Linked DNA regions of Homo sapiens: region 1 is linked to region 2. Evidence: read pairs that join two places in POLR2A ChIA-PET (ENCODE). Cell type or tissue: MCF 10A. All regions are shown on one strand. Links, peaks and the distances in the headings refer to the core of each region. The heading gives the core; the rest is flanking DNA.

Evidence for each region. Peaks named below come from ENCODE experiments on the same cell type or tissue, not always from the same donor. Only the 100,000 strongest peaks of a DNase experiment are listed, where the experiment ranks them.
Region 1: POLR2A ChIA-PET joins it to region 2 with 5 read pairs; 2 of 35 experiments call an interaction of 5 or more read pairs at or near these places.

Annotation. Positions count from the first base shown.
Region 1 is chr7:112,228,017-112,244,482 of GRCh38, forward strand. The region is part of intron 1 of ZNF277 (zinc finger protein 277); the gene reads left to right. Among named protein-coding and RNA genes, the nearest start is that of ZNF277, 30 kb to the left of the region's middle. In MCF 10A, for the core only: no CTCF peak of the experiment used is centred there; no DNase peak of the experiment used is centred there.
Region 2 is chr7:111,826,554-111,843,019 of GRCh38, forward strand. It overlaps DOCK4 (dedicator of cytokinesis 4), which reads right to left. Exons shown (of 53, transcript NM_001363540.2): 26 at 8,035-8,133. Among named protein-coding and RNA genes, the nearest start is that of DOCK4-AS1, 26 kb to the left of the region's middle. In MCF 10A, for the core only: no CTCF peak of the experiment used is centred there; a DNase peak (open chromatin) is centred at 8,678.

The DNA.
Region 1 (16,466 bases), core at 4,902-8,901, 400 kb after region 2:
AAAATCAAGATGTCAGCAGGGCTACGCTCTCTTTGAAAGCTCTAGGGGAGAATCCTTCCTTTCCTCTTCCAGCTTCTGGTGGTACCAAGTGGTCTTGGCTTCTGGCAGCGTGACTCCAGTCTCTGCCTCCATCTTCACATGGCCTCCTTTCCTGCATCTCTTTGTCTTCCCCCTATCTGTCTCTAACAAGGAATTAGATTGAGGACCCACCCTAATTCAGGATGCTCTCAAGATCCTTACTTTAGTTACATCTGCAAAGACCCTATTTCCAAATAAAATCACATTTTGGGGCTCTAGGTAAACATGTTTTGTGAGTTATCAGTCAACCAACTACGTCTATTGAATATATCACCCATATTTCTATACAGTCTTCTATTCCATTTGGCCAACAGGTATGTGCACAGGTGAATGCATGTTCTTTCTGGAAGAGGAGAGGCCTTTTTTTTTTTTTTTTTTTTTTTTTTTCAAGCTGTTGAGCACATGCTGTCCCTTGCTTGACTTTATGGACGTTAGGCCTTATACATTGACCTTGTCATTCCCATAAATATTAAACTCCTCCTAGAAAGTCACCCCGGACGTTTTGAATGGAGCATATTAAATATGCATGGTCTTTTATGCCAGGCTTTTCCAACACTCTTATTTTTTTACTATCTTTTTATTGTTTCAGGTAGTCAGATTGTACATAGTATATGCTAAGTTCCTTTGCTTATATAGTTGACAGATCACTATAAACTTGTTCTTTATGCATACAACCCCTGAAATTTGGTCTTATCCAAAGATCGAGAGCATAGTGGGGTACAAAGATCATTGAACTTGTGGACAAAAGAATCAGGTTGACATATTCATTGTGTGACCTTAGATAAATCACACTCCCTGAACTTCTGTTTTCTCGCAACTAAAATAAATAATCTTACCTCACAGAGTTTTGGTGAGGTATGAAGTGTTTAGGAGATTATTTTACAAAGTTTAAAGCATTATATAAATTAAGCAGTGCTGTATTAACATCCTGCATGAAGGGATGCTTTTTGTATTTATATCATTCAAATATAGAGTGTTTGTTAGTGACATGGAAAGAAGTCAATTAGGGAAATGTTTTAAAAGGACAAGACATAGTTGTGTATTCTTTGAGCTTATAGTCTAATTGGAGAAGAGTAACTAGTACCAATAACTAGGTTAAGCTCTGAGGAATGGATGGAGAACATGTTTGTTTGAAAGAAGTAATTATGGTTGCCCTCATGGAAGAAGTGAGAGAGACCAGAGGACCAGGAAAGACTAACAGGCAGGTAGATGAATACAGAGTAGCGTAGTCTAGAGTAGCAGCTTGCATACAACACTGCAAAGAAGAGTCAGATGCCATACAAGGACATTTCAGAAACTCTTCTTAAAGCTGCAGACTCCAAAGAGAAGCAGTGGTAGATAAAATGGAACAAAATACTGCATCTCATAACCAACTTATAAGAAACTGTCCAATCTGCTAAGCCCTTATTTATATGGCCATGTGGGTCTTTGTTCTCCATGAGGCCAAGTGGTCTTCAAAAGCATTTAGTAGAATCTCTCTAGTAATTGTCACACAGACAGTTTTCCCTAGAAAAAAATGACACCTTTGATATTCTCGAGCTCTGAGTCTCAGCAAGCATTTATTAAGCACTAATTATGTGCTAGGCCCTAAAGCCACCAAAAAGAACAAGACAAGTTCCTGTCTTGAAGGAGCCAATGTCTAGTAGAGGAAAGTAACACAGAAGTGCCGTGAAAGAGTCAACACTGAAGCAGCAAGTTAATTTATCCCAGATTTCTGTATTATTAACCTGTCTAGGCAGTTAGGGTAGGCTTCACAAAGAGATAATTCCTAGGCAGAGGTCTTTGCCAGGTGGCCAAGGATGGGTATGCCTTCTTGATAGAATGAGGTGCTTGAGGAAGGGCTTGGGATGCCCTACACCTGCTTTTTACTAAAACCTAAAATAGAGCAATGGAGTAGGAGACAAGGCTAGAGAAGGGAGCAAGGACTGCATTATAAAGGACCTTGTGGGCCATGCGAAAGAACTTGGAGTTTCTCCTACATGATGAGGAGAGTGCTTTAAGTGGGTGAGTAATATGAATCAGATTTGCTGTATAGAAACAGCCTGTGGCTGGCTGGGCGCAGTGGCTCACGCCTGTAATCTCAGCACTCTGGGAGGCCAAGGTGGGTGTATCACCTGAAGTCAGGAATTTGAGACCAGCCTGGCCAACATGGTGAAACCTCATCTCTACTAGAAACAGCCTGTGGCCGTACTAATGTGAGAATGGATATAGGGGCAGGGCAGGATAGTTAGGAGACTTGTTAATTGGACATGTTCCTTATGTAGTCCAAACTGGATGCCCAGCTAAAAATCAGCTATGATTTTCTTTATGTTAAAGGAAAAAGCCCAAAATGAAAGTATATCTCATGCAAGTCTCCCAGATTGGCCCCACTACTTTAATCTCTTGCAGCTTCTCGACCAGAGAACAGAGATAACTGAGGATTTTATTTTTCTCCCTTACTTATAACCACTTGTGAAGTGTGAGTTCCACACTAGAAGAATCATCTAAGAGTCACAGATCAAGTAATTAAACCTCTTTGTTGAGTGCACACTTGACTTTGTGTGGAAATCTGCACTTTTAAATTTGCTTTATTTTCTAAATGAGAGTACATTTTTCAGAGTCATGCTTTTCTTATTTCTAAGGAATTTACAGCTCATAGCTTTTCCATAATTAAAATTGGCCATATATTAATACTCCTGCAATTCTGTATTTTTGTTTTGATCCATGCCTATTTTTACCAGATATTCCTAATTAAGCTCTGGATTTTATACAAAATTTACAAGAATTTTTAAACAAGACCTCACCTCATTTAGGATTTGGGATAGAGGAGTGATTGTGTCTTTAAAATCGTGTGTTTGTGACCAGGCATGGTGGCTGACACCTGTAATCCCAGCACTTTGGGAGGCGAAGGTGGGCAGATCACGAGGTCAGGAGTTCAAGACCAGCCTGGTCAACATAGTGAAACCCCGTCTCTATTAAAAACACAAAAAATTAGCTGGGCGTGGTGGCAGGCACCTATAATCCCAGCTACTCAGGAGGCTGAGGCAGGAGAATCACTTGAACCCGGGAGGCGGAGGTTGCAGTGAGCTGAGATCGCGCCATTGCACTCCAGCCTGGCAACAATGTGAGACTCCGTCTCAAAAAAAAAAAAAAAAATTGTGTCTTTGTGTATGATGTGTGTGTGTAAAATTTTTTTAAAAAGAAACTCTTAAAATGTCAGTGTGTTAATTGGAGTGAAGTTTAGTGTGATAAACCAGAAAGGGGAAATGCTGGTTTGTCACTATAATTTTTCTCTTATTGAAAACTTACATTCATATCTACTGCAAATCCTTTGTTCTGTGCAACTGATAAATCCAAGGTCACCCTTATCAAAATTTTGGAGATACTTAGTCTTCCACTGGAGTGCTTTTTCATGATAAACTGCATGTTTTATGAGTAGCTCCATTATCTCTGAAGTCTCTGATGAATGCCATCTGGTCCAAATGCTGGGTTGCAATTTTTCAGGTTGTTTTTTGGCTCCTTCCATCTCCCCATCCTCCCTTTTTTTTTTTGGATAACTTTTTATTATATAGATACTCCATTGCCTATGAGTGTTTTTACTGACATTCTTTAAATTTTCTTTAACATGAATGATGTCTCCCTTTTATTTCTTAAAACCAGAGAGGATACCAGCATAGCACTATTTTACATCAAGTACTGTTATCAACACAACCACGGAACTTTGTTAATTCAGAGTATTTCCACTGATCAGTTTACAGTTTATGTATTCTTTCTGACTAGCAAGTATATTAACTTGAAATAGGTCATTTTGAGTGACAAATCTAGCCTGTTATTTCAGAAACAGACAAAATAGTATTTTCTACTTCATGAGGAAAGAAGTATCTATTTAAATTTTTTTGTTTTCTCCAATTACCTCCCTTGGCGAAAACAGCAACAGTATTGGGAACTGCCCCTAAAATAAATAAATACATATATATATATATATATATATATATATATATATATATATATTCCCTTAACTGAAAGTTATCTCAAAGCCCTTCTCTCATAAGTGTCATATGTGAAAGACTGGACAGATGATTTTAAAAGTAGATAATGAGATCTAAGGAATTAAAACAGGGGTTGGGAGTCAATCTAATTGGGATTAGAGTTTCAGGGGAAGACAAACAGAAAGTGAATTGCAAGGAAAAGAAGCAAGGTACCAACTAGACAACCGAAGAAACCCTGTGGAATGGACAAGATCTGTCTATTTGAAGAATTCTAATAAAGTAGTATGGCTGAGATCACTTGCAGATTAACACTTCATGTGGTTTATGTCCTCTCCAGTACCTGTTCTGAGTTGATGGTATACCTACTTTGAACTAATTTGAAAGCTAGATTACAAATGAAGTACTAAGAATTGAGGCCACTTCTCTGAGGTTACTAGAAGTGCAAGCATATGTCTATACCCAAACAATAACACACATTACAGTTGATGATAATCTAGGCATTGAAAGGTATTATAGCAAGGATTGAAACGGTCTGCTCCCTGGGATGCACTTTCCTCAAGATCCCCTTGAGTTGTATATCTGGATGGCAATTTAATATCAGTTTTGTGTTAGCGCAGTTGTGTATCAAATGTTTTTTGCAGTGTCTAAGTCAAAAATATGGTGGTGCACGTCCTATCCCATTGACCTCACTTCACTATGCTGAAGTTTTATCTATGGTCAGTGGAGTACTTTGTACTCTTCAGAGTGATGGCCAGTAATTCCAAAAGCCTAAGGTTTTCTGAATGATCTACTCTCATTATCTCTGCATATTTTGAAAAAGTTTATATTTATTATCTTCTGACCTATCTAACCCTAATTCATATATTCTCTCTGCCTAAAATCATCTCTTCCCTGCCTGCCTACCTCACCAACTCCTGCTCATTCCTTAAGATTTCATTTAGATTTCACCTTCAACTTTTCTGTGAAATGTTCTTGCTGACTACTTTCCTCCACCCAAAAGGTAAACTTCTATCCAGAATTTTCTTGTTTTATCTTGTTAATGCTTCGTTTTCATTATCAGTTTCTGATTTCAGCTCAGAAATAGGGATTTCACAATCCTATCGGGATTGTGATTGTGATGCACTTTGCTCTTGTATTTTACATTCAGATGCCCAGTAAATGTCAGTGTTACTTCTTTGGCACTTGGATGAGATTAGACATGTGCCTGCTATGTGTCCAGTGCAGAAGCTAAGTCACCTCTGGTTCCGTCTTATTCTTCTGTGCCTGTTAACCATTGCAAGATACTGTCCTTGCAGGGCCAGTGCTACATTGGCTTTCCTCCACAGTCCTACCTACACTGTTAGCAAGTCATATTTTTTGGAGCATCATTCCATGCTTGATCTCATTTTATCATCTCAACTACTTTTAGCATATAAGTGAATTAGAAAGCAAAAGCCAGAGGTCATACAACTAGTTTCTACCAGCAGCACTGTCATGGGAACTCCTAGATCTATTTACTCTTAGCATGTCATCATTATGCAATGATATTACTCCCTTACCAGCAATATTGGCAGTGCTCTTTTTTCAAAGCAGAGGCACTTAAAATGGTTAGAATAGTTGGTTTTGGTTTTCAAATTGACTACAGGGTTATTATATTTTGTTGAACAGTTTTCTGCACAGAATATTCTGAGACTTCACCTCTAAATATTAAATCACAGGTTCCAATATTCTCATTTGAAAATTGAGAACCTAATTGAAAATTGAGAACAACTTGTTATTAATACACCTTTTCTAGTTGTATTCTTTTCAAAATTTTTTGGAATTTTTGGTAATAGGTCTAATATGAAAGTGTAAATTAAAGTTCTTATTGCTTTTCTGGCTACTTTTTTTTTTCAGTTATGCTAACTGCTCTCTTGCCTTCCTCTATTCAGTTACTTAGGTAATTTTACTATAAGGTTTTTTTAGAATCACCTCAGTGGTAGTTTGAAATATTTAATATCTTTCAAAATCTGCCTGCTGATTAAAATTTTTTTTCTACTTTACCATGCTTTATTTAGCCAGTTCATTATTAATAGGCATTCACATTATTGCACTTCCTTTTGAAGTTTGAAAAAATGCTGCAGTAACCATCCTTGTATTTCTTAAAAGTAGAATTTCTGGGTTAAATTATATGTGCCTTTTAAATATTGACAAATGTTTTCTGTCTTTGTCCATTTATGCTACTCTAGCAAAATGCCACAAACTGCGTGGCTTGTAAACAACAAGAATTTATTTCTCATGGTTCTGGGGGTTGGTAAGTCCAAGATCAAGGTATCAACAAATTTGATGTCTGATGAGGGCATAGTTCATTCTAGCTGTGTCTTTACATGGCAGAAGGGACAAGGCAGCTCTATGGGGACTCTTTTTAAAGAGCACTGTCACATTCATGAAAGCTCCATCCTCATGACCTAAATACCTCCCAAAGGTCCTACATCCTACTATCAGCACATTGGTGATTATGTTTCTACATATGAATTTTAAGGGGACCATTCAGACCATAGCAGTTGCCAAATTTTCATTATTCGTAACAGTACTAATTTACACTGCAAGCAATTTGTAGAGATGCCTATCCTTGAGAATGCAGCATATTACCAAAGTTTTTGATGTATGTCTGTCCAGTGGTAGAAAAATGATATCCTACATGACTATTATTTATATTATAAAATTCAAATTATTATATTTTTATTTGTATTTATTTTACATAGTATATATTTGCATCTTAATATCCACTTATATCTAATTTTCATGTTTGTTGTAAGGAAAGCTGAGCATCTTATATATAAGAGCCATTTGTATTTTCATTTTTATAACCAGTTTGTCCATGTCCTTTGCCCATTTTCTATTAAGTTGTAAACATTGATTTGAAGGAGTCTTATATAGTAAGGAAATAATTTATTCTGTTTGTTGTTTGTTAATTATTGTTTGACATTGTTATTAACAGCCATCTATTTTTTGCCTGCAGAAATTTATTTTATTCTTTTTGCAAAACTGATCAATCTTTTGTGTACTACTGTGTTTTACATCATAGTTAGAAAAAAAACAATTTCGCTCCAATATTATTTTTAAATTTTTCATTATTTTAATGTATTTTTATATTTTTATATTTTGTTGAGGTCTTCAGTCTGCCTGAAATTTATTTTGTGGTAAATGGTGGAATAAGGAAGTTTTTGGGTGGACATGTTTTCACTTCTCTTGGATATATACCTAGGAGTAGAATTCCTATGGTCATATAGTAACTATGATTGACATTTTGAACTGTCAAACTGTTATAAAACAGCTGTACCAGTTTACATTTCCACCAGCAGTGTCTGAGGCTCTAATTCTCCACATCTTCACCAACACTTGTTATTAGTTTTTTTACTATAGCCACCCAAGTGAGTATGAAGTAGTATCTTATTATAGTATTGAATTGCATTTCTCTAGTAACTAATGATATTAAGCATCTTTTCATGTTCTTATTGACTCTTTGTATAACTTTTGGGGAAAATGTCTATTTAAATCCTGTACCCATTTTTGAATTGGGTTATTTATCTTTTTTATTATTTGTAAGAGTTCTTTATACATTCTGGATACAAGTCCTGTATCAGTTCTATGATTTTCAGATATTTTCTCCCATTCTGTGGGCTGTCTTTCCATGTTCTTGATGGTGTCCTTTGAAGTACAAAAGGTTTTTTTGTTGTTGTTCTTAATTTTAATTATATCAAATGTGTCTATTTTTTTTTCCTTTAATCACTTGTATTCTTCATTTCCTAACCAAAAAAGCTCTGCCTAATCCAAGGTCATTAATATTGACCCCTGTTTTTGTCCCAAGAGTTTTATAGTTTTGCTCTTACATGTAGGTTTGTGATCAGTTTTGAGTTAATTTTTGTGTAGGGTTTAAGAAAGTAATCCAGCTTTTTTATTTTGCATATGGATATCCAGTTTCAGCACCATTTGTTGAAAAAGCTACTGTATCAATAGACCATATATGTGGGGTTTACATCTGGACTCTGAATTCTCTACCATTGATCTATATTGGTCTTTTCTGATGCTAGTACCACACTATCTTAATTACTGTAGCGTTTTAGTAAGTTTGGAAATCAGGTAAGTGTGAGAGCTTTAACTTTGTTCTCCTTTTTCAAGATATCTTTGACATAACCTGCTGATTTTTCCAAAATCAGAGCACATCAAAAGAAATACAAATAGCACCAGTAACCCTTTGTTTTAGCATATATGTAATGTAAATAGTCTCTTGAAATTTATTCTTAGTGGATTATTTTTCAGGTACTATCCCTTGATTACATTAGACCTAGGTACTACTCTGGTCAGGTAGAGTCTGAACATTCATGGGCTTTAGTTTTTTTCTTGTATTTAGAGGTTGAATCAATTAGATACCCTAAGTCCCTAATATAGCTTCTAAAAATTTGAGTCAATAATCCCTCCTTTCATCTTATTATAGTTGAACATGTAAGTGTAGGAGAGAAAAAATGTCCTCATTAGTTAGTATTAATGAAACACCCATGTTGTACAATTCACAGTAAGTTTTAAAATGGAAAACTAGAATGATTGTGAGTGCTATGGCAAATGGCTTGAATTTTGGTGACTCATAAAATTCTACGAGTCCTCATTCACTATTTACTTTCCATATTAGAAAGTAAACACAATCTCATCTTTTAAATTACAACCCAAAAGGCAATTTTAGAAATATTTATGTTGTAAAGTGAGGGACTTCGACACACCACTGACAACACTAGACAGATCATCCAGACAGAAAATCAACAAAAAAACACTGGGCTTAAATTGGACTTTAGACCAAATGGACCTAGGAGACATTTACAGAGCTTTCAACCTCAAAAACCACAAAATATACATTATTCTCATCAGAGTATAGAACATTCTTCAAGGTAGACCATATATTAGGCTACAAAAGAAGTCTCAGTAAATTTTTGAAAATCAAGATCACATCAAGTATCCTCTTTGAGCACAGTGGAATAAAACCAGAAATCAATTCCAAAAGGAATTCTCAAAACTACACAAATATATGGGAATTAAACAGCCTGTTCCTGAATGATCAGTATGACAAAATTAAGATGGAAATTTAAAAAAATTTTGAAACAAATGAAAATGAAGACACAACATACCAAAACCTCTGGGACAGAGCAAAAGCAGCGCTAAGAAGAAAGTTTATAGCATTAAATGCCTACATCAAAAGAATAGATCACAAATTAATAACCTAATGTTGCACTTAAAGGAACCACAAAAACAAGAATAAACTGAACCCAAAGCTAGCAGAAGAAAAGAAGTAACAAGTCAGTACAGAACTAAAATAAATTGAAACAAACAAAAAAAATCAATGAAACAAAAAGTTCTGTTAAAAAAAGATAAAGAAAATTCATAGACTGCTCAATAGGCTAACCAAGAAGAGAGAAATTCAAATAAACAATCAGAAATGAAACAGGAGAAATTACAGCTGATACCACAGAAATACAAAAGATCATCAGAGACTAAACAACACTATGCTCACAAACTAGAAAACCTAGAGGAAATGGATACATTTCTAAAAACATACAACCTCCCAAGATTGAACCAGGAAGAAATAGAAATCCAGAACAGTAATAAAAATCTCCCAAAAGCAACAAAAAAAGCCCAGGACCATATGGTTTCCAGCTAAATTCCACCAGATATACAAAGAAGAACTGGTACCTGGCTTACCAAAACTGTTACAAAAAGACAAGGAGGAGGGAATCCTCCCTAACGTATTCTGCAAAGCCAGTAACACCCTGATGTCAAAACCAGGCAAGGACACAACAAAAAAAGAAAACTATAGACCAATATCTTTGATGAAGATAGATGCAGAAATCTTCAACAAAATACTATGAAACAGAATCCAACAGCACATGAAAAATAAATAAATTAACACCACCTGCAGAGGAGGCTGAGGAAGATGGATGAATAGACCCCTCCAGCAATCATCCCCACCTATACAAACACCAAATTGAACAACTATCCACACAAGAAAGCACCTTCATAAGAACCAGAAGTTAGGTGAGCAAATCACAGTACCTGGTTTTAACATCACATCAACGAAAAAGGCACTGAATAGAATAGGAAAGACAGTCTTGAATTGTCTAATCTGTCTCTCCCCATCTCTCAGCAGTGGCAGCTTAGCGCAGAGAGTGCTTAGGGGAGGGAGAGCGCAGTAATTGTGGGGCATTGCATTGGAGCTCTGTGCTGCCCTGTCACAGTGGAAAGCAACACAGGGCAGAATTCAGCCAGCACCCATGGAAGGAACATTTAGACCAGCCCTATAGCTAGGGGGAACCATCCATTCCAGCCTTTGGAACCTGAGTTCCAGCTAGCCCCACCAGCAAGGCTACAGTGCTTTGAGGTCCTAAAGAAATCAGAAAGGCAGTCTAGGCCACAAGTAGTGTGATTCCTGGACAAATCCTTGTGCTGTGCTGGGCTTGGAGCCAGTGGACTTGAGGTACATGTGACCCACTGAGACACCACCTGTGGTGGCCAGGGAGGTGTTCGCGTCACCCCACCCCAACCCTATGCATCACAGTTTGCAGCTCCCGCAGAGACTCCATCCTTGGTCTGAGGAGAGAAGAATGGGAGAGTGAAGAAGACTTTGTTTTGCAATTTGGATACAGCTCAGCCACAGTAAAATAAAGCACCATGCTGAGTCCTAAAGCCCCCATTCCAGGCCCTGGCTCCTGGATGATATTTTTTACTTAATTTTTTTTTTATTTCAATAGATTTTTAGAGAGCGGGTGGTGTTAGGTTACATGAATAAGTTATTTAGTGGTGGTTTCTGAGATTTTGGCGCGTACCGCCCTGAACGTGCCCGACCTCATCCGGATGACATTTTTAGACACATCCTGGACCAGAAGGGTACCCACTGCCTGAAGGAAACAACCCAGTCTAAGCAGGATTCATCACCTAATGACTAAAGAACCCTGGAGCCTTGAATAAACATCAGCAATAGCCAGGCACTACTCACCAATGAACCTTGGATGAGACCCAGTACTGTGCTGGCATCAGGTGTGACCCAGCACATTCCCAGCTATGGTGTCCACAGAGAAAGACTCCTTCTTGAGGAAAGGAGAGGGAAGAGTAAAAAGACTTTCTCTTGCAACTTGGGTACCAGCTCAGCCACAGGAAAAGAAAGCACCAGTAGATTCCTAAAGTTTCCAGTTCTAAGCCCTAGCTCCTGGACAGTATTTCTAGACCCACCCTTGGCCAGAAGAAAACCCCCTCGCCCTGAAGGGAAGGACACACGTCTAGCTGGATTTATTACTGCTGACTAAGGAGCCCTAGGGCTCAGTGGTAGCCAGGCAATAGTTGCCACAGGCCTCTGGTGAGACCCAGTACTGCTCCGGCTTCAGGTCTGACTCAGCACAGTCCCAGTGGTGGTGACCACAGGAGTGTTTGTGACCCCTTTCCCCCCAATTCCAGACAGCTCAGCATGGAGAGAGAGATTCTGTTTGTTTGAGGAAAGGTAAGGAAAGAGAACAAGAGACTCTGCCTGTTAATCCAGAGAATTCTGGATTAGGCAAACAAAAGCCAAGAGATTTTTGTCAACACCAGACCTGTCCTACAAGACATGCTAAAGGGAGTTATTCAGTCTGAAAGAAAAGGATGTTAATGAACTATAAGAAATCATCTGAAGATGCAAAACTCATTGGTAATAGTAAGTACACAGACAAGTACAGAATAGTATAAAACCATAATCATGGTATGTAAACTACTCATATTTTGAGTATTTTGAGTAGAGGGACTAAAAGATGAACCAATCAAAAATAAGTACTACAACCACTTTTAAGACATAGACAGACAGTATAATAAGATCTAAATAGAAACAGCAAAATGTTTAAAAATGGGAAGAGTTTTATTGGTTTACAGTGTAGAGTTTTATTGGTTTTCTCTTTGCTTCTTTGTTAGTGTGTTTATACAACCACAGTGTTAGCTTATCAGTTTAAAATAATGGGTTAGAAGACGTTATTTGCAAGCCTCATGATAATCTCAAATCAAAAAGCCTACAACAGATAAAAATTGAAATGCCAGAAATTAAAATGTACCACCAGGGAAAATCACCTTTATGAACACGAAGACTAGAAGAAAGGAAAGAAGGAAGGGAAGACTACAAAACAATCAGAAAACAAATAATAAAATGACGGGATATCAAAGAGATTTCTGTACTCCAGTGTTACATCAAGTTAAAAAAGCTTTTACACAGCAAAGGGGTGGTTAATGGATACAAAAATATAGTAAGATTGAATAAGATGTAGTATTTGATAGCACAACTGAGTGATACAGTCAACAATAATTGTACATTTTAAAATAACTAAAAGATATAATTGGATTGTTTGTAACACAAAGAAAAGATAAATGCTTGAGGTGTTGGATATCCCATTTGCCCTGATGTCACCATTACACATTGCATGCCTGTATCAAAGTATGTACCCCAAAAATATATACACATACTATGTACCCACAAAAAAATTTTTAAGAAAACAAAAACAAATGCTACTGAGCTATGATAACCAAAACAGTATGGTACTGGCATAAAAACAGAATGAAACAGAATAGAGAACCCATAAATAGAATGGAACAGAATAGAGAATCCAGAAATAAATCCATACATTTACAGTGAACTCATTTTTGACAAAGATGCCAAAAACATACATTGTAGAAAGGACAGTTTCTTCAACAAATGATTCTGGGAAAACGATATCCATATGCAGAAGCATGAAACTAGACCCTTGTCTCTTACCATATATAAAAATCAAATCAAAATGGATTAAAGACTTAAATCTAAGACCTCAAACTGTAAACCTTCTAGAAGAAAACATTGGGGAAACTCTCTAGAGCATTGGTCTGGGCAAAGATTTTTTTAGTATATCCCAAAAGCTCAGGCAACCAAAGCAAAAATGGACAGATGGGATCATATCAAATTAAAAACCTTCTGTACAGTGAAGGAAACAATCAACAAAGTCAGGAGAAAACCCACAGTATCGGAGAACGTATTTGCAAACTATCGTCTGAAAAGGGATTTACGACCAGAATATACAAGGAGTTCAAACAACTCTATTGGAAAAAAAAAAATCTAATAATCTCATTTAAAAAATGAGCAAAAGACCTAAGGAGACATTTCTCAAAAGAAGACAAACAAATGCTGAACCAGGTATATGAAAAGGTACTCAACATAACTGATCATCAGAGAAGTGCAAATCAAAACTACAATAAGATATTATCTCACCTCAGTTAAAATGGCTTTCATGCAAAAGACAAGCAATAACAAATCCTGGCAAGGATGTGGAGAAAGGGGAGCTCTCGTACACTGTGGGAACATAAATTAGTGCAACCACTATGGAAAACAGTTTGGAGGTTGCTCAAAAAACTAAAAATGTGCAATCCAGCAATCCTGCTCCTAGGTGTATACCCAAAATAAAGGAAATCAGTATATCAAAGAGATAATCTGCACTTCCATGTTTGTTGCAGCACTGTTGACAATAGCCAAGATTTGGAAGCAACCTAAGTAAGTGTCCATCAACAGATGAATAGCTAGAGAAAGTGTGATACATATACACAATGGAGTACTATTCAGCCATAAAAAGAATGAGATCCTGTCATTTGCAACAACATGGATGGAATTGGAGGACATTTTGTTAAGTGAAATAAGCTAGCACAGAAAGACAAACCACATGTTCTCACTCATTTGTGGAAGCTAAAAATTAAAACAAGCAAACTCATGAAGATAGAGAATAGAATGATGGTTACCAGAGGCTGGGAAGGGTAGTGGTGGCGGAGAGGTGAGGATAGTTAAAGAGTACAAAAATATAGTCAGATAGAGTGAATAAGATCTAGTGTTTAATAGCACAGCAGGTTGACTACAGTCAACAGAAACCTATTGTACATTTAAAAAATAAATAGTATAATTGGAATATTTGTAATGGAAATGATAAATACTTGAGGTGAATGGATATCCCATTTCCTCTAATGTGGTTCTTATGCACCATATGCCTGTGTCAAAATATCTTATGTACCCCATAAATAAACACATATACTGTTTACCCATAAAAATTTAAAATTTAAAAAAAGATAATCTCAATAGGTGCTGAAAGAGTATACAGTACAATTCAGCATCCTTCATGATAAAAGCTCTCAACAAACTAGGCATAGAAGAAACATGCTTCAAAATAATAAATGCAGTAAATGACAAACCCACAGCCAGTGTTACATCGAACAGGAAAAAATTGACAGCATTCCCCCTAAGAAATGGAACAAGTATCCCCACTTTCACCATTGGAAAAGAGGAAGCTAAATTATTTCTGCTTGCTTGCGATAGGTGCTAAAGATGCCTAGATTTTATAAATGAATTCAGTACAGTTGCAGGATGTTAAGTAACGTACAAAAATTAGTAGCATTTCTATACATCAATAACAGTCAAGCTGAGAACCAAATCAAGAAGTCAATCCCATTTATAATAGCTACCAAAAAAAAAAAAAAAACAAAATAAAATAAAATACCTAGGAATACATTTAACCAAGGAGGTGAAAGATCTCTACAAGGAAAACTATGAAACACTGATGAAAGAAATTGTAGATGACACAAATGAATGGAAAAACATCCCATGCTCATGAATTAAAAGAATCCATATCATTAAATTGACCATACTGCACAAGGCAATCTACAGATTCAGTGCAATTCCTATCAAAATATCAATGTCATTTTTCACAAAATTATAAAAAAAGATTTAAAAATTCACATGGAACCACAAAAGAGCCTGAATAGCCAAAGCAATCCTAAGCAAAAAGGACAAAGCTGGAAATATCACATTACCTAACTTCAAATTATAATGCAAGGCTACTAAGCAGTAACCAAAAAAGAATGGTACTGGTATAAAAATAGACACATAGATCAATAGAACAGAATAGAGAACCCAGAAATAAAGCCACATACCTACATTCAATTGATCTTTGACAAAGTTGACAAAAATATACACTACAAAAGGACACCCTATTCGATCTATGGTAACAATGCTGGGAAAATTATACAGCCATATCCAGAAGAGTGAAACTGGACCCATATCTATCACCATATGCAAAAATTAACTCAACATGGATTAAAGACTTAAATGTAAGAACCTGAAACTACAAAAATTCTAGAAGAAAACCTAGGAAAAAATCTTTTGGACATTGGTCTAGGCAAAGAATTCATGACTAAGACCTCAAAAGCAAATGCAACAAAAACAAAGATAGACAAGTTGAACTTAAATGAACTAAAAAGTTTCTGTATAGCAACAGAAAAAATTAACAGAATGAACAGACAACCTATGGAATAGGAGAAAATACTTGCAAACTGTGTATCTGACAAAGGACTAATACCAGAATCCACAAGGAACTCAAACAACTAAACAAGAAAAAAAAAAAACAACCCCATTAAAAAAGCAGACAAAGGACATAGACATTTTTCAAAAGAAGACATACAAATGGCCAAAAAGCATATGAAAAAAAAAATGTTCTCTAATCATCAGAGATGTGAAGATTAAAACCAAAACACAATACCATCTTACAAGAGTCAGGATGGCTATAGTTAAAAAGTCAAAAAATTACAGGTGTTGGTAAGAATGCAGAGAAAATGGGAATGTAAACTAGTACAACCATTATGGAAAACATTTGAACATTTGTCAAAGAATTAAAAATAGAACTCTCATTTTATACAGCAGTCCCACTACTGGATATTTACCCAAAGGAAAAGAAATAATGTATAAAGATACCTGCACTCATATGTTTATCGCAATGCTATTTATAATAGCAAAGCATTGGAATAAACCTACGCGTCCATCAATGGATGATTGGATAAAGAAAATATAGTGTTATATACCATGGAACACTACTCAGCCATAAAAAAGAATGCAATCATTTATTTTGCAACAACATGGATAGAACTGGAGGCCATTATCTTAACTGAAATAACTCAGAAACAGAAAGTCAAATACCACACGTTCTCACTTATAAGTGGGTGCTAAATAATGTATACTCATGGACACAGAGAGTGGAATAATGGACATTGGAGACTCAGGTGGGTGAGTGGGATGAGGAACTACCTAATGGGTACAATGTACACTATTCAGGTAATGTAACTAAAAGCTTCACTGCTGTGAGATATAGCCACATAACAAAACTACACTTGTACTCACTAAATATATTTTTTAAAGTAAGAAATATGTATACTGTAATAGTCTTTCTGTGCAAATAAGATGTACTTCCTATGACAGTGACCTATTAAGCCTAATGGAAATATATTTCTAAATATTTTACTCGTATTTCTGATAGTAAGCAGTTCTCCCTTCTAGGTTCTCTGCTTATGTGACCTATTGAGGTTTTAAGCACAATTTTTTGGTTATAATTTAAATCG
Region 2 (16,466 bases), core at 6,304-10,303:
AAAAAAGAACAAAATCATGTCCTTTGCTGCAGCACAGATGCAGCTAGAGGCCATTATCCTAAGTGAATTAACATGGAAACAGAAAACCAAATACTGCGTTCTCACTTATAAGTGAGAGCTAATCATTGGATACACACTGACATAAAAATGGGAACAGACATGGGGGATTACAAAAGAAGGGAGGGAGGGAGAAAGAAAAGGGCTGAAAAACTACCTATTGGGTACTACATTCACTATTTGGGTGATGGACTCAACTGGGGCCCAAACCTCAGCATCACGCAATATATTCATTAACAAACCTGCACATGTACCACCTGAATCTAAAAATTTTTTAAAATCTATATTTTTTTAAAAAAGAGAAAGGCAAAAGACAAAAATTAGGCTTGTGAAACAGAATTGGCAAGACACAGAGAAATGAATCCTGAGTTCATGAAACATGAGTTAAGACATCCATAAAACAAAGCATCATGAGGCTGCTACACAGACTAGGGCATTTTCTTCTTACTTCAAGAACAATGAATAGGACAGACCCTCAGACTATACTCAAATGTCATTAAAAAAATTTGCCATAAATTTCAAACGTATAATACCCTTGATGTGAGGTTTGAATTCAATTAAAGGGTGTTAATAATCATTATCACATTGAAACTTATATTCTTAAAATGGAATCTTTAAGTATCTTACGCAAAATAACTCCCAAATGATCGTCCATCTTTTAGAGCTATATAACCATTTTTCTGTAATCAATATATTCAAATAAAGATAAGTCAAAATAATTATATTGAAAATCTTTTGAAACAGGCAGGAATATTAAGAGCATGCATTCTTTCAACAAAGATTTAATGTTCCAGGTTCTGTGCTTAGGACACCAAGACATGGTCTCGACTCTCAATGGCCCATAGTCATCAAAAACACAAGGAAATGGCAAATAATGAGAGTGCATTATTGCACGCTATCAGAGAGGGAGGACTGTATCCTGGGAAGGCTTCATCGAGAAGCTGATACCTGAGTGGGTTTGTAGGGTGAGCTGAATCAGAGAAGGGATTAACAGGGGTACACATTAGGTAATGGAAGTGAGGTGGTGGTAGAATAGGCATTACAGATAGAAAAAAAATGATTCAGAGGAATTAAAAATTATATATTTGGTTTTTAAGGAATATAACAGTAGTTTGAAGTGGCTGGAGTGACTGAAAGGTGTTTAGAAGGGGGTGGAGGATAATGTGGTTGGAAGGTAAATTGAGGATAGAAACAACATGATAAGGAGATTGGACTTCGTCCTGCAAGGAATGGGAAGTACTCAGAGTTTTAAAGCTGGATTGGGGCTTGATCAGATATAATTTTTGAAAGCTAGTGGGACAGTATATAGGAGACAATGCAGTTATAATCGTGCTGTACTTAACTTCCAGCTCATGTATAATCTTGTGCTTATAGCAAGATCCCCACAGTTCTATGAAAAGTTATAATCAACAAAGCACAGGAGTCTCACTGCTGTATATATATGAAATGCCAAGGATATGGACAAAACTGTAGCCTCCAGTATGAGGTGGGTGTATAATAAAACATTACTGACAACAGAAGGAGGAAAAAAATCTTGATCACTACCTAGTGTTTACTTTTGTTCATTTTAAAATAATATTATGTTCTAGAGAAGGAAAAAAACAATACAGAGTACCAGCCCTCAGGTCTTTGCTCCCACATACTTGTGTTCTGATACTGTGACTCATGCCTCTCACACACAAGTAAGAACCTAAGGACACAGGGGAAGAAGTGGCACACTGCTCAGGAAGCCAGAAGCTACTTCAGCAGTAACCCTGGAGGCATCCAGGCTCTTCAGGCATGAATGGAGTTGAAAGACCTTTAGTCTTAGTAGATACTTGAGAGCCACATACTTTTAAAATTCATTTTGATTTATAGAACCACTGGGAAATGCTAAGACAAACTTTACCTTTCTTTGAACTGTTAAAAAGAAAGGAAAAAGCAACATTAGGAATAAAAAACAACATGAATATTCATTTGAAAATCTCAATATATAATTGATCAAGTATCAATTAAAATGTAAAATGTGTACATCCTATGACCCAACAATTACACGTCTAGGAATTTATTCTACAGCAATATGGGTACAAGTCCACAGAAAGAGGTGTATCAAGATGTTTACTGCAAGACCCATTCTAATGGCAAAAATCAGAAATGATTAAATTATGTAGCATCCATATAATGAGATTCAGAAGAATAAGGTAGTGGGCTATATAATATCTATGAGATATTATCATGTAAAAAAGTATACATCAATATAAATAATTATATTAACACTAAAAATGTGTGTGTGTGTGTGTATATATATATATATATATGTATATATATAGTATACAAAATCATCTACAAGGTTACACCTTTAGATGTTAACAGCAGCTACCTCTGGGGATTAGGATACGTTGGGGGTTAGGAGGAGAGTAAATACACTTTATCACTTTTTAAAACAGTAGGGTTATGTGGAATTTTTGGTGTCTAATTTCAATATCACTTATAATTTCCCATTAAATATCACCCTATTAATTGTACTTTACCTATTTACTTTCTAACCTAAATGTACATACAAAACCCCAAGTAACTCTCCTTCTATTAATCTGGCCTTTCTCAGATATCTCCATTCTATGACTAGAACTGCTTTATTAACTTCAGAGAGCTGACAATTACAATTTTATATAATTTGATAGGAAAGATTTTGGTTTAAGAAAGTTTATTAAAGTTTAGGGAAAAGCTGAGTTTAGCTGCCTGAGCAATGAGCTCAGGATGTTAATAGAATTCCTAGTTCTCCCAATTACTTGAGAACAATAATAGCATCAGTCAATCTCATGGCGGGGGAGGCAGGGAGAGGATGAAATGTGGGTTAAGCACCACAACTGGCTCATGGCTGTGGGATGGGGTTGAGGAGGTGTTCCGTAACTGTTAGCCAATATCACTGCAGTTTATACATATTATATTTATTTACAAGAATGATTTAGATGACCTTAACAACAGGCTTTTATTAGTCTTGATATCTCTAATGTCTAAGCAAGATGCTCAATAAATGTTTGTTGAGTCAACAATTGATATCTGTAAGAAAATAATGGGGGCCTACTTCATGGGATCCTTTTAAGGATTAAAATTAGTTAATATTAAGCAACTGCTTAGAACAGTGCCTGATACATACTAAATTGCATATAAAATGCTTGCTGTTTAGAGGTCTTCACTTCCTTTACTACGATATCAAAACCCAAAATTACTCTAAAAGTTTTTGCCCTTATAATCCACTTGGCAGCAAAACCTGACCAGAATGATTTATAGTCTTTATTTATCCCATATGGAGTGAATATTTTGTATCACTCTAGATTTTATTGGAGGTGCTATATATGTACATTATCATTATGAAATCATAAAAATTCTGATTTCTGAAGTAAAATTGGTACTAAGGACTTTGTATAAGGGTCTAGGGACAAGTGTTATTATCTTTGAAAATATTACAATATAGGTTCAGGAACATAACTAGAAATATTTGGTTTTAAACAAAATTGAGCACAGGAAACATTTATTAATATCTTTTATAAGGTGATATATGAACTTTTAAAATGCAGATTAAAACAAGATGACTAGGGAGGCTGAGGTGGACGGATCACAAGGTCAGGAGATCGAGACCATCCTGGCCAACATGGTGAAACCTCATCTCTACTAAAATACAAAAAATCCGCCGGGCGTGGTGGCGCGTGCCTGTAGTCCCAGCTACTCAAGAAGCTGAGGAAGAGGAATTGCGTCAACCTGGGTGACGGAGGTTGCAGTGAGTCAAGATTGAGCCACTGCACTCCAGCCTGGGCGACAGAGCGAGACTCATTCTCAAAACAAAACAAAACAAAACAAAAAAAACAAGATGACTAATTAGCCTTTACTAAATTAAATAAATGTCCTCTAGCCTGCATTCACTCCAGTTATTTCTCTTTCATTCTTAGACTGGGAAAGTGTAAGAATCTTAGTCCCAGTCAAGGATAATTCTGTCCCTTCCTGCTGCCTTCTCAGAGACCTCACCCTGGAAGTTAGTACCTCTTTCTTAGATTTCCAGCTTCTCCCTCTCCACCAGCTGTAATCATGAATATATTTAAACATGCTTAAGTCTCCTCCATCATAAGTATTCATCAAAACAAAGTCTACACATCCAAACTTATCCCTCTTCTTCTTGAAACACTGCATACAATCCACTGTATATTTTCCTTTTTTTTTTTCTATTCTTCAATCCATGACAAGTTGGCTTTCACCCTCATCAGTGAAATTGCCCATCAGGTTCACCAACAATATTTAGGGAACCTTTCATGATGGTACTCGACCTCCTTGCAGTAGCAGGCACTGTTTATCACGCCTCCCTCCTTAGGCTTAGGATTCTATGTAGGTCCTTTGACCTTCATACTCTACACTCTCCTTGGATGTTCACATTTACTCCCATGATGTCAGTTATTATTCACTGGCTGACAGTTTCCAGATCTACATCCCATAACCCATCTCTCTCTCTCCTGAACTTCAGGCACAATTTACTAAACATCTCCATCTGAATGTCCCTCAGGTGACCAAACTCAGGCTGAAACCGAATTTACCTTTGCTCCCAAACCTGAATACCTAACTCCTCCTGGGATCCTCATGCAGTGAATGGCACCACACCAACACCCAGCCAATTGTCAAAAGGCCTAGGAGTCACTTACAACTCCTCCCACTCCTTCACCTTTTTAATATTATCAGTCATCAAGTCCTGCCAATTCAACTTCCTAAATGTCCCTAGACTCTATCTCCACAATCGCCTCTACTTCAAGCCACAGTCATTTCTAGCTTAGGTTACTACCTAAAATCTTTTACAGGGTTCTGCCTCTCATCTTGACTTCAGTGAATCCCCTTTCTTTCTTTTCTTTCCTTTTTCTTTTTTTTTTTTAGAGACAGGGTCTCCCTCTGTTGCCCAGGTTGGAGAGGAGTGGTGCAATCACAGCTCACTGCAGCCTCCACCTCCCTGGCTGAAGCGATACTCCCATCTGACCCTCTTGAGTAGCTGGGACTATAGATGTGTGCCACCATACCCAGCTAGTTTTTACAAACTTTTTATAGCGACAGGGTCTTGCCATATTGCCCAGGCTGGTCTCTAACTCCTGGGCTCAAGTGATCCTCCTGCCTTGGCCTCCCAAAGTGCTCCCAAATTACAGGCATGAGGTACCGTGTCTGGCCAAATGCATTTTCAATAGTGCAACCAGACAGGTCTTTCTTCCCTCAAATGAGATCTTATCTCTCCCTTCTTAAAACAATCACAAGCTTCAAAATGTCCTCAAAACAAAGTCTACACTCATTCATACAGCCTTAAACTCTATATTCTATCAAATGATCAACAACTATTTCTTGAATGCCTGCTATGTGCTAGGAATGGTCTGGAATCTAAGGATACAGCAGTGAGCCAGACAAAGCTTCAGATATCAAGGAGCTTATGGCCCAGTGGGATATATACATAAACTGGGAAATACACATAAACAAATAAACAAAAATATTCCAGATTCCAATAAGTATTATAAAGGTGGGGTAGAGAGTGTGCTGTGTCAGTCGGGGCATTCAGGTGATATTTTAATAGAGAGGTCTGAATGTTCCAGCCAAATATATATCTAGCACACTCCTACTAACCTCAGTTCTCAGCTGAGACCTCCCCTGGGAAGTTTTCCTGTTGCCTTGAGTCTGGGTTGGCAGCACCTCCCACACGCTCCATAGCATCGCGTGCTTACCCTGAACATTCACCACTCAGGGTGCTCATGCCCATTATTTGCCTGATTACTCCCCTACAGGAACAGGGTATCTTGTGCCTGGTTACATCCCTAGTGCGTGGTGCACAGTGCTTGCCATGCTTGAGTTGCTCAATATCCACTTCCTGAATGGCAGATGAAGTAATTAATATTATTAAATAATTCTCCTAGTCAGAAGGCCTTGCTATTTTTTTTTTCAGACGGAGTCTCACTCTGTTGCCCAGGCTGGAGTGCAGTGGTGTGATCTCAGCTCACTGCCACCTCTGCCTCCTGGGTTCAAGCGATTCTCCCACCTCAGCCTCCCAAATAGCTGGGACTACAGGCACGAGCCACCATGCCCAGCTAATTTTTGTATTTTTAGTAGAGATGGGATTTTGCTATGTTGGCCAAGCTGGCCTTGATCTCAGGTGATCCACCCACCTCGGCCTCCCAAAGTGCTGGGATTACAGGCCTGAGCCACGGCGCCCCGCCAGCCTCAGTAATTTTAAAGAGGGTAATATAATTGTCCTTGGAAGAGGTGTATTGGCTGACTGAAATGAGAAAAGTCCACATAAAACATTTTATTCATTATTTCCATTTGTTTTATTACTGCTAACATGAATACCAAAGCATAAAACTCAACACCTGGATAATTAGTCATGTCTTTCAGTTTATGCTTCTCTGCTATTTTTTAATTCCCAGGCTCCATAAAAATATGTACGCTTTTCCTATGGGAAATTTTCAAATATGAAGTCATAGACTTCTTAAGTAAAACCTAATGATTCTTTAACTGTGTTAAGAATACAGCTTCTAACGAAAGTTAATAAATGCACAGTTCTCTTCCTTTTGACATTATGGGTTTTTGTACTCAGAGTGGGTAAGTCCTAAGGCCTTTTATCCATTTTTAATTCTAAATTCAAGATTGAATGTAAGGCCAGGCATGGTGGCTCATGCCTGTAATCTGAGTACTTTAGGAGGCTGAGATGGGAGGATTTCTTTAGGCCAGGAGTTTGAGACCAGCCTGGGCAACATAGTGAGACCCTGCCTCTACAAAAAAATTTTAAAAATTAGCTAAGTGTGGTAGCATGTGCCTGTAGTCACAGCTACTTGGGAAGCAGAGGCAGGAGGATTGTCTGAGCCTAGGAGTTTCAGGATGCAGTGAGCCATGATTGTACTACTGCACTCCAGCCTGAGTAACAGTAAAACCCTGCCTCAAAAAAAAAAAGAAAAAAGATTCAATGTAAGAATGAAAAACATGATGCCATATGCCAAATGACTGACTGCTGAGGGATTAAATCTGCCAAAAATGATTCTTTGTTTTATATGACTCAGCTTTTCAAGTTCTCTAAGGTAACAACAGGAAGATTTTTCTGAGATCATACAATATTTTCCAGTTAAAGTCAAAGATAAGTGACCCCTATGTACTATCTATATTAAAAAATCAACAATTTCTTCCCCTAAGGCACTGGGAAGGCTTCCAATCAAGCAAATGTCATAGCAGAACTGTACTTTTGGTCCTATAATTCTCCACCACCCAGCTTAAAAGCAACAATTCTAATATGATGGTTTCCATATGAAATTTGTCCAGAAAACTGAAGAGATGGAAGAGAAATAAAAGTAAATAAGGAAGATGACAGATCATATCATTCCTCCAACTAAGAATAATCAAGCATTTAGTGAAACCATGAAGGATGCATTACAGTTCTGTGAATCTCAGCAAATACTGGATTTTTATAAACCTGGCATCCTTATTTCCTATTTAATGTCAGCTTGTCAGAGTAGCACAGCATATTGATTAGACTATAGCTGATAGAGAATATCAAATACAACTCTGTATCCCTAGTCAAAAAGTTGTAGCCAGAACTTCTCATTATGGTTTTAGTGAGATGAAATGAGTGAACATATTTACATATTCTCTTTTATCTTCTATTAAGGCAATGTTTCTAGGTTCACGTAGTTAATCTATTTGTTTTTATCTCTTCAGTTCTGTTATTCTGCTTCTAGTTTATTGAACTTTGATGACAGGTACTTCACATCCTATATCCTTCTCTGAAATGAGAGTTAATAGCTTTGCTTGAGTAATAGAAATCTTTAAAAGCCAATATAGATGAGCAGATCTGTGGATGAGGCTGAGAAAAACAGCTTAGAACTTAATGGAAACAGGTAAAGCAATTGTCTAGGATTTATCTCAACAGTGATGAATAAAAACAAGATAAACCCAAAAGATATGTTAAAGAAAACATTTTAAAATGTCACTTACCCTTAGTTCTTCCTTTGTATTAAAACTATCAAGAAGCTGTTGATAATGTCTATCTGTCATTTGTCGTAATAGGGACAGGAGACAAGCAACAAACTCCCCCTAAGTTAAAAAAAAAAAAAGCATACATTTTATTTTTAGTAAGGACGTAAAAGAACATCAGTAACTTACACTGAACTGTCCTCAAAGAGAATAGGTTAAAATGAAATCACGATGATCCAAACTTGCCCTGTGAAGTCTTCTTAATATAAATTATCCAAAATGTCACAGCCAAAACTCCCTATGATGATTACCATTTATTTACTTGGTATTCACAAATTTATAATTTTAGGGAGGATTTTTTTTTTTAACTTGAGTGGAAGCTTTTCACTTGGGAACTAACTTCACACATTTAAAGAAGGTAAGGCACCGAGGGTTTATGATCATTTACTGAGCATTTAACATGTCTGTAATAATTCTAACATTTAAGCTTCATATCAACACTATGAGGTAGGGGGTATAATACCTTTTTGAAGAAGGTAAAATGTAGTTTCTGATGTGCTAAATGACTTGCCCCAAGTCACTCAGCTAGAAAGTAGCAGAGCTGGCATTATCCCCAGTCTTTCTGCCTCCAAAGCCCTTCCTGTAGCTTCATGCTCCATTTTTGAATTCAAATGACCTCCTCCAACTCATCAGAGAGTTGATCTGCTGACTCACAGGGTATAATGAATGCCATATGTTGCATAATGTTCATTTCAATCTCCTTTTAAAAAATAGTTTTATTCAGATGTCTTGGAAGATTGAAAACAATTTTTTTAATTGGCCATTCTTTTTGTGCTTGGGCTCTATGTGATTTGTAACCATAAATTCTAATTCTTAAAAATTAACAATAAAAAAGTAAACATAGCATCTATGGATTTGAAGACCTACATAAAATTGCTATCACTTGCATTTTTGAATGAACTTCTAATTTAAAATGCTTGCATTTTCAATGCAACCTTTTGTGCTCAGCAAAGAATTTATCTACTTTTAAACAGAGTAATAACATTTAAAACAAAACAAATACAATAGGAGAGGCAATCACTGGTAACTAACTGTATATTTACAGAAGTGCAATTTAATTGGGAACTGGTTTCTTAGATTTTACATGGAAAGAGACTACAGACTTTATAAGTAGAGACTAAAAGCCCTGAGAAGGGAATTTTTCAACAGAAGCAGCTGGGTGAGGAAAATTCAATGTATCCTCGCCCACTGCCATGGGAGACCCAAGGATGCTATAATACTTAAAGACCATGTCAAGGCAACCAGGTACTCAGGCTAGATCTCTGTTTGCAGATAATCATTTGCAACACACAGGTATGACAAATAATTATCTATATACATTTTTTAGGGTAAATATTCAAGAAACTAACCAGTGTGGGCCAGAAGAAACATCCTTCAAGCTCAACATATACTTTGTTAATGAACATGGGAATCCTTGATATTTAACAAAAGAAATAAAAAGTTTAAAGGCAATATTATTAATATTTTTGTATATGTGTGTAAGGTAGTAACCCAACCCAACACTAGGAAAAGAATGATCTAGAAGGATTGAGAGAACAGTGCCTTGTGCTCACACAGGACTGGGAATAATAGAGCCTTTTTTTTTTTTTAATACCAGCCAGACTGGAAAAACCTCACAATTAATAAGGCATTAGTTAGAGTACCAAAAACAGTGTTTCCTTAGTACTGGAGAAAAACTACTCCTAGAGTAATGCTGTTCTGGTCCTACCTCACAAATTTCAAAAGCAAGACCTAAAATGATCAAATAGTTTCCAATAAATTTAACCTCACTCTATAGCAAAGCTCAGATATTTTTTAGAAATTAAAAAAATCCACCTGTCAACAATGTAAAATTCACAATAACTGGCATGCAATGAAAAATCACCAGGCAGGTCAAGAAGAAGGAAAAAATGACGCAAATGAGGAGAAAAAGTAATATATCAATAGAAACAGATCCAGAAATGACATAGATAATAGAATTACCACACAAGAACATTAACATAGTTATATTACTGTATTCTAATTTTTCAGGAAGCTAGAGGAAAGACTGAATATGTTAATTTAGAGACATGGAAGACATAAAAAGAGCCCAAATTAAACTTCTAGAGATGAAGGCTACAATTTGTGAGATGAATATTAATTGAATGGGTCGAGTGGCAGATTAGACACTGCAGAAGAAAAGATTATTGAACTTGAAAGGTAGGGCAGTAGAAATTCTCCAAAATAAAGCATAGACAGAAAAAACTGAAATAAAAAGAAAAACAGAAAAAAGCATCAGTGAACTGGAGGACAACTTCAAGTAGCAGAATATCTATGTAACTGAAAGTCTCAGAGAGAAGGAAGAGACAGAAAAAATAATTGAAGAAATGAGAAAAAAACTTTTTCAAACTCTTTGAAAATTATAAACCTGTATATCAAAAAATCTCCACAAACCCCAAGCACAAGAAACAAGAAGAAAATTACACCAAGGCACATCATAATCAAATTGCTTATAGCCAGTGGTAGAGAAAATCTTAAAACACTATTCAGAAAAAAAAGGGGCACATTACATAGAGAAGAACAAAGACAAAGATGAGAAAAGATTTCTCTTGGAAAGAACACAAGCTGAAAGACAACGGAGCAACAGCTTCAGAGAACTAAAAGGAAAAAAAACCCCAAAAACTATTAACCAAGAAAAATATCTTCCAAAATATAAAATATAAAAATATCTTCCAAAAGCAAAGACAAAATAAAGACTTTTCAAACCTCCCAAAGCTTATTCACCACCTCTATTCAACATTGTACTGAAGGTTTTAGTCAGTGCAATAAGGCAAGAAAAGGCAATCAGGAATACAGGTTTGAAAGGAATTTTTAAAAAGCTGTCTTTCTTCACAGAAAGCGTAGCTGTGTATATAGAAAAAGCTATGAAATTGATAAAGAGCTACTGGAACTAATTGAGTTTATTTACATTCCAAAATATAAGATCAATGTACAAAAATAAATTTTACTTCTACACACTAAAAATGAACAATCAGAAATTGAAATTTAAAATAATATCATTAAAATATGAAATAATTACTGATCTATTTGACAAAAGATGTATAAAATCTGCACACTGAAGGCTGCAAAACACTGAGGGGTGGAGTTAAATACTTAAAAAAAATGAAGATATTACATGTTCATGGATTGGGAAATGCAATATTGTTAAGATGTCAATTTTGGCTGGGCGTGGTGGCTCATGCCTATAATCCCAGTACTTTGGGAGGCTGAGGCGGGTGAGTCACCTGAGGTCAGGAGTTTGAGACCAACCTGGCCAACATGGTGAAACCTGAGCTCTACTAAAAATACAAAATTAGCCGGGTGTAGTGGCACAAGCCTGTAATCCCAGCTACTTGGGAGGCTGAGGCAGGAGAATTGCTTGAACCCAGGAGGTGGAGGTTGCAGTGAGCCAAGATTGCACCACTGCATTCCAGCATGGGTGACATTAGCGAAACCCTACCTCAAAAAAAAAAAAAAAAAAAAAAAAAAGATGTCAATTATCCCCAAATCGATATATAGATTCAATGCAATCCCAGTAATTATCCTAGCATAGCTTTGGGGATTAGAAATTGAAAGGCTGATCTAACTTTAAAATCCATAAGGAGTGAAAAGGATCTAAAATAGTCAAAACAACTTTGAAAAAGAAAAGTAAAGTTGGAAGACTTACACTTACTGACTTTAAGATTTATTATAAAACATGACAATCAAGATAGTATGTTACTGGTGTCAAAACAGAAAAACAGGTAAATGGAACACAATAGCCAAACCCAGGAACAACTCAAATGTCTACCAAGAGGTGAATGAATAAACAAACTGCAGTATATCCATACAATGGAATACTATTCAGCAATAAGAAGGAATAAACTATTGATATACAAAAGAATAAGGATGAAACTCAAATATATTGTGTCAAGACAGAATCCCCTGCCCCTATGCCCCCCAAAAAACTATGTAGTATATGATTAATAATAATAGCTATGTACTACATGATTCCATTCATATCAAATTCTAAAAAATGTAAACTTATGTACAGTAATAGATAAGTTACTACAAAAAGCAGGTCAGTAGTTGCTTGGGGATGAGGTAGCATGGAGGGGCAAAAGAGAGGGAACCGAGAGGGGCACAAGGAAGCTTTTGAAAGTGATGAATGTATTTGCTATCCTGATTGTGGTGATGTTTCATAGGAATACACATATGTCAAAACTAAAATTGTACATTTCAAACAGGTGTCATTTATTTTATGTCAATTATACCTCAATAAAATAAAAAAGACATATGACAACACTATGATTTATGGAATGGCACTATGTGTAAATTACCATACTTTGACTATGCTATTGAGTTCATTCCTTGTTTGGGCCTTGTTGGGTAGACACAATCAATTTCACTTTAAAGAAAAGATAATTATCTCTTAAGGTTCAGAAATTTACCCCAGGTTCCACAGCTTGAGAATTGTGAGACTGGGATGTGAACCCAGGTATCCCTGGTTCTAGAAGTCTGTACTCAGTGACTCATCTTCCTTCTGCTCAGACTATTTGATTGTATAGAGAAAATACACCTGAGGTTTTTGGTTATAATTACAATATCAGTAAGTATACTTGAATTCATCAGTTGATAACTAAGGTTCATACTTTTTTACCTTTCTCTTAACTATGCCTTGACTTAAAAATGCAAATCTAGTTAGTAGAAATCCATTCATCTCTTTTCCATCTCTTAGTTTTTCCATATCATATTCACATTGTCTCCATTACAGCTACTAGATTAATTTTCCTAAGACATTTACTTCAACACACAATCCTGTGAATAGTGAAATATGCTGAAGTGGGAAAAATGACATATTATTTGCAAATTTAGTAGTAACAAGAAATATTATGCAATAAGGAATAGACTTTCATCTTAAGCCTTTACAGTCAATATACATAGGGGAACAACCTGTTTGAATCCAGATTTATGATTTTGTCATATCTGACTTATGCCCATTGCAATAACTTATAATCATGACATATAATCCCTTGGGCATTTATGATGATTATTGTCAATCCCAACATCTACTCTACAATGTCATTTATTCACTTATGCTGTTTAGGAACTCCAACCACATTCAACTCTGTTAGGAGGCCTAGATGTCCAATTACTAATGTATATTTTATCCATAATGTAATTTTTTTGCTCTATTTCTTAAACTTAAATTTTAATTAATTTTTTAAATTTTTTATTTCCATAGGTTTTTGGGGAAACAGGTGGTATTTGGTTACATGAGTAAGTCTTTTAGCGGTGACTTCCAATTACTAATGTATATTTTATCCATAATGTAATTTTCTTTGTTTTTAAGATATTTTAAGAATGTATCTGTATGAAAATCCTAGACTCATAATTTATTAAAAAGAAATAAAAAGCCATCAGTGGCCAAGATGTACTTAGCTGCAGTGTGAAACTTTCTTTTGTATAAATCACCTTGAAAACTCTGTAGTCTTCAGTGGCCATTTTATGTATAGATTGAGTATAATGGGAATTTCTACAAATGACTGTGTATAGCAAGGGTATTGGATGGCTACAACTGTCTTCACGAAACCTATTATACACATACATTATTTTTTTCCACATATTTCTTACAGAATTAACCCAGGCCCATTTCCATACCCCACCACAAACCGACATCACATGAAAATTTTAGATAAACACATCAGAGTAGCTGTCTTAGACCTGGCCTATGCCCAGAAGAATCACATGCTCCGTAAATGTTATTTAACAGAGTTACGAACGAGTAAGCATTTATAAATTGTAAGGAACTCTGGAGCTCCATTAGTCGAGAATGCAAGGCAAGTGGTCATTCATACTGCTTTATAAAATCTGCTTCTACCTATAATTAGACTTTTGAAAGGAACTGATCACAATGGTGCTTTTTTGTTTTTTTTTTCTAGCTAGGGAAAGCATTTTAAAGTTCAAAAAACAGTCGGTGGAAAAACAAAAAGTACAATCCTTTTAAATTTTAAAAATAAGGCCTCTGTTATCTGGAACTATGATACAGCAGACGCCAGTGCTCATGCTGGTGTGGCTGGGAGGCTGGGTAACAATCATGGTGCTTACAGAGCACTGGAAGAATTCACAATGGCACATTGTGGGATCTGCGTTTACTCACAGTGTGTCTACTTGTCATGGGCACTTTTCCATATGTGTCTGCACAGACTGAAAAGGTGCTCAATGTAGTACTGCCATGTGAAGACTCCCTATTCAGAAAGCCTGTTCTCTGTGAGAAAATGATAAAGAAATTCAACAGATCTTCAGTCTCCAGAGAATGGATTTTGTGAAAGACAAGACCAGGGCATATTTCTCGCCATAGAATTATTATAACAACAACAATACCTGAAGCACGTCTGCAACAATCATGATATGACTGTGACTTCTGCTGCTACCACAATGACTAACGGTCAGCATTTATTGAGTATCAGACCAGATACTGTTTAAACACCTTTACAGATTTGATGAAATCCTCACACTAACTTTGAGATAAGTACAACTATTTTCTCTGATTTATTTATTTATTTATTTATTTATTTATGAGACAGGGTCTCACTCTGTCACCTAGGCTGGAGTGCAGTGGTATGATCTCGGCTCACTGCAACCTCCATCTCCTGGGTTCAAGCCATTTTTGGGCCTCAGTCTCCTGAGTAGCTGGGGTTACAGGTACCCACCAACAGGCCTGGCTAATTTTTTTGTATTTTTAGTGGGGGTTTCAAGATGTTGGCCAGGCTGGTCTCAAACCTCTGCCTCAAGCAATACGCCCGCCTTGGCCTCCCAAAATGCTGGGATTACAGGCATAAGACACCGCGCCTGGCCTATTTTCTCTGTTTTAAAGAAACAGAGGCTTAGAGACATTAGTAACTTGACCAACATCACAGAGTCAGTGCAATGACAGAGAAGGAATCAAGCTAGGTCTGTCTGAGTACTCTTAAAAAAAAAAGTCTTAAAGCATAAAAGCAAAGATGTCAAATAATTTATGTGTGTGTTTCATGGAAAATTTCACCCCACACACCTGGACAGTCTGGTTTCTCACACAGCAAGGGGTACCACAGAGCTATGCAGGAAGGATTCTCTTCATGTGATTTTCTTATAATTTAGTACACAGGACAATCACTCTGCCTGCCCTACCCCACCTCCACCCACAGACCTGATTCACTGACTTCCTGAAGTCTCGTAATTGGCATTACTTATTACACTGTATGGCCTGAAGACCACATGTATCCCATAGAGATTTGGTGCACAACAACCTTGTACGCTCTGCACGTCGATAGAAAGCAGTTTAAAAAGTGTTTTAGCTTCTGATCTCAGGCAATCTTTAACTATGCCCAGCATTTGCTATGACTTTGTTTGCTTGCCATTATAACTTTCAAACTATGTAAGTTATATTGCCAGGAAGCAATTAAAATGTCACCATCAAAACCACAGTGAAGGAGACATCCTTCCTCTTCCACGTTGAAAGTGTAGCCATACTTCTCCCCTATTCCTCCTGCTAAGTACAACTAAAAACCTGAACATCAAATATAAAACAAACAGAAAAAGACTCTGACAGGAGGGGAGAGAGGGCAGACTGGCCAAGAACCTCCTTGGGACCTGAGCAAGGGCACGGTGTAGATTTCTTTGGATTTTCTTTTTTGCCTCGTATATTTCAAAGATGGGGCTGAAGAGGCCAGCAACTGTGAAAGACCAATAGTTGGTAGACAAAAGAAAAAGTCCCAAAAAACCTTATTTCTCCAGCCAAAGGACTAGGAAAGGGCAGCCCTGCAGGGCAATGCTTTTAGCCGCAGTTGCTCTATTCTAGCTGAACACCACAGAAAACTTTGTCCTCAGTCACCTGTTCACTGCAAAGGCTGAGTGAGGAGCCTAGACTTCCACCCTCATGAGGATGTAGTGAGGTGTCCCAACATCTCTCCTAGAGTGGAGCCAGAGAAGGTCAAACAGGGAGCAGGTACTTTCATACCCACGAGTCAGTGTTGGTGAAAACAATGGGAGGAGCCTGGGCTTCCACCCACAACTGGCAGTAACAAGTCACATTTTTTCCCTCCCCACTGGGGTGGTGTCAAAGAGGCCTAGTAGAGAGTCAGGACGGTCACCATGGCCCAGCAGTAACAAAGCCACTCCCACCACACTGGCAGTAGAGACCACATGCAGAGCCAGAACTTCCACCTCACCCAGCAGTAACAAGAAGCCCTCTTGCCTCAGCTGTCAAAGGAAACCAAGTGGCGAACCTGGATTTCTATCACTGTCTCACCATAACATGTAGGCACTGTTCCCCTGATGAGTGGTATCACACAAAGCCAGCTAAAACAGAAGGTTTATGTAAGATCCAGAGCTTTATAATATAGAAATGTCTTGGTCATAAGAGAAAATAACACATC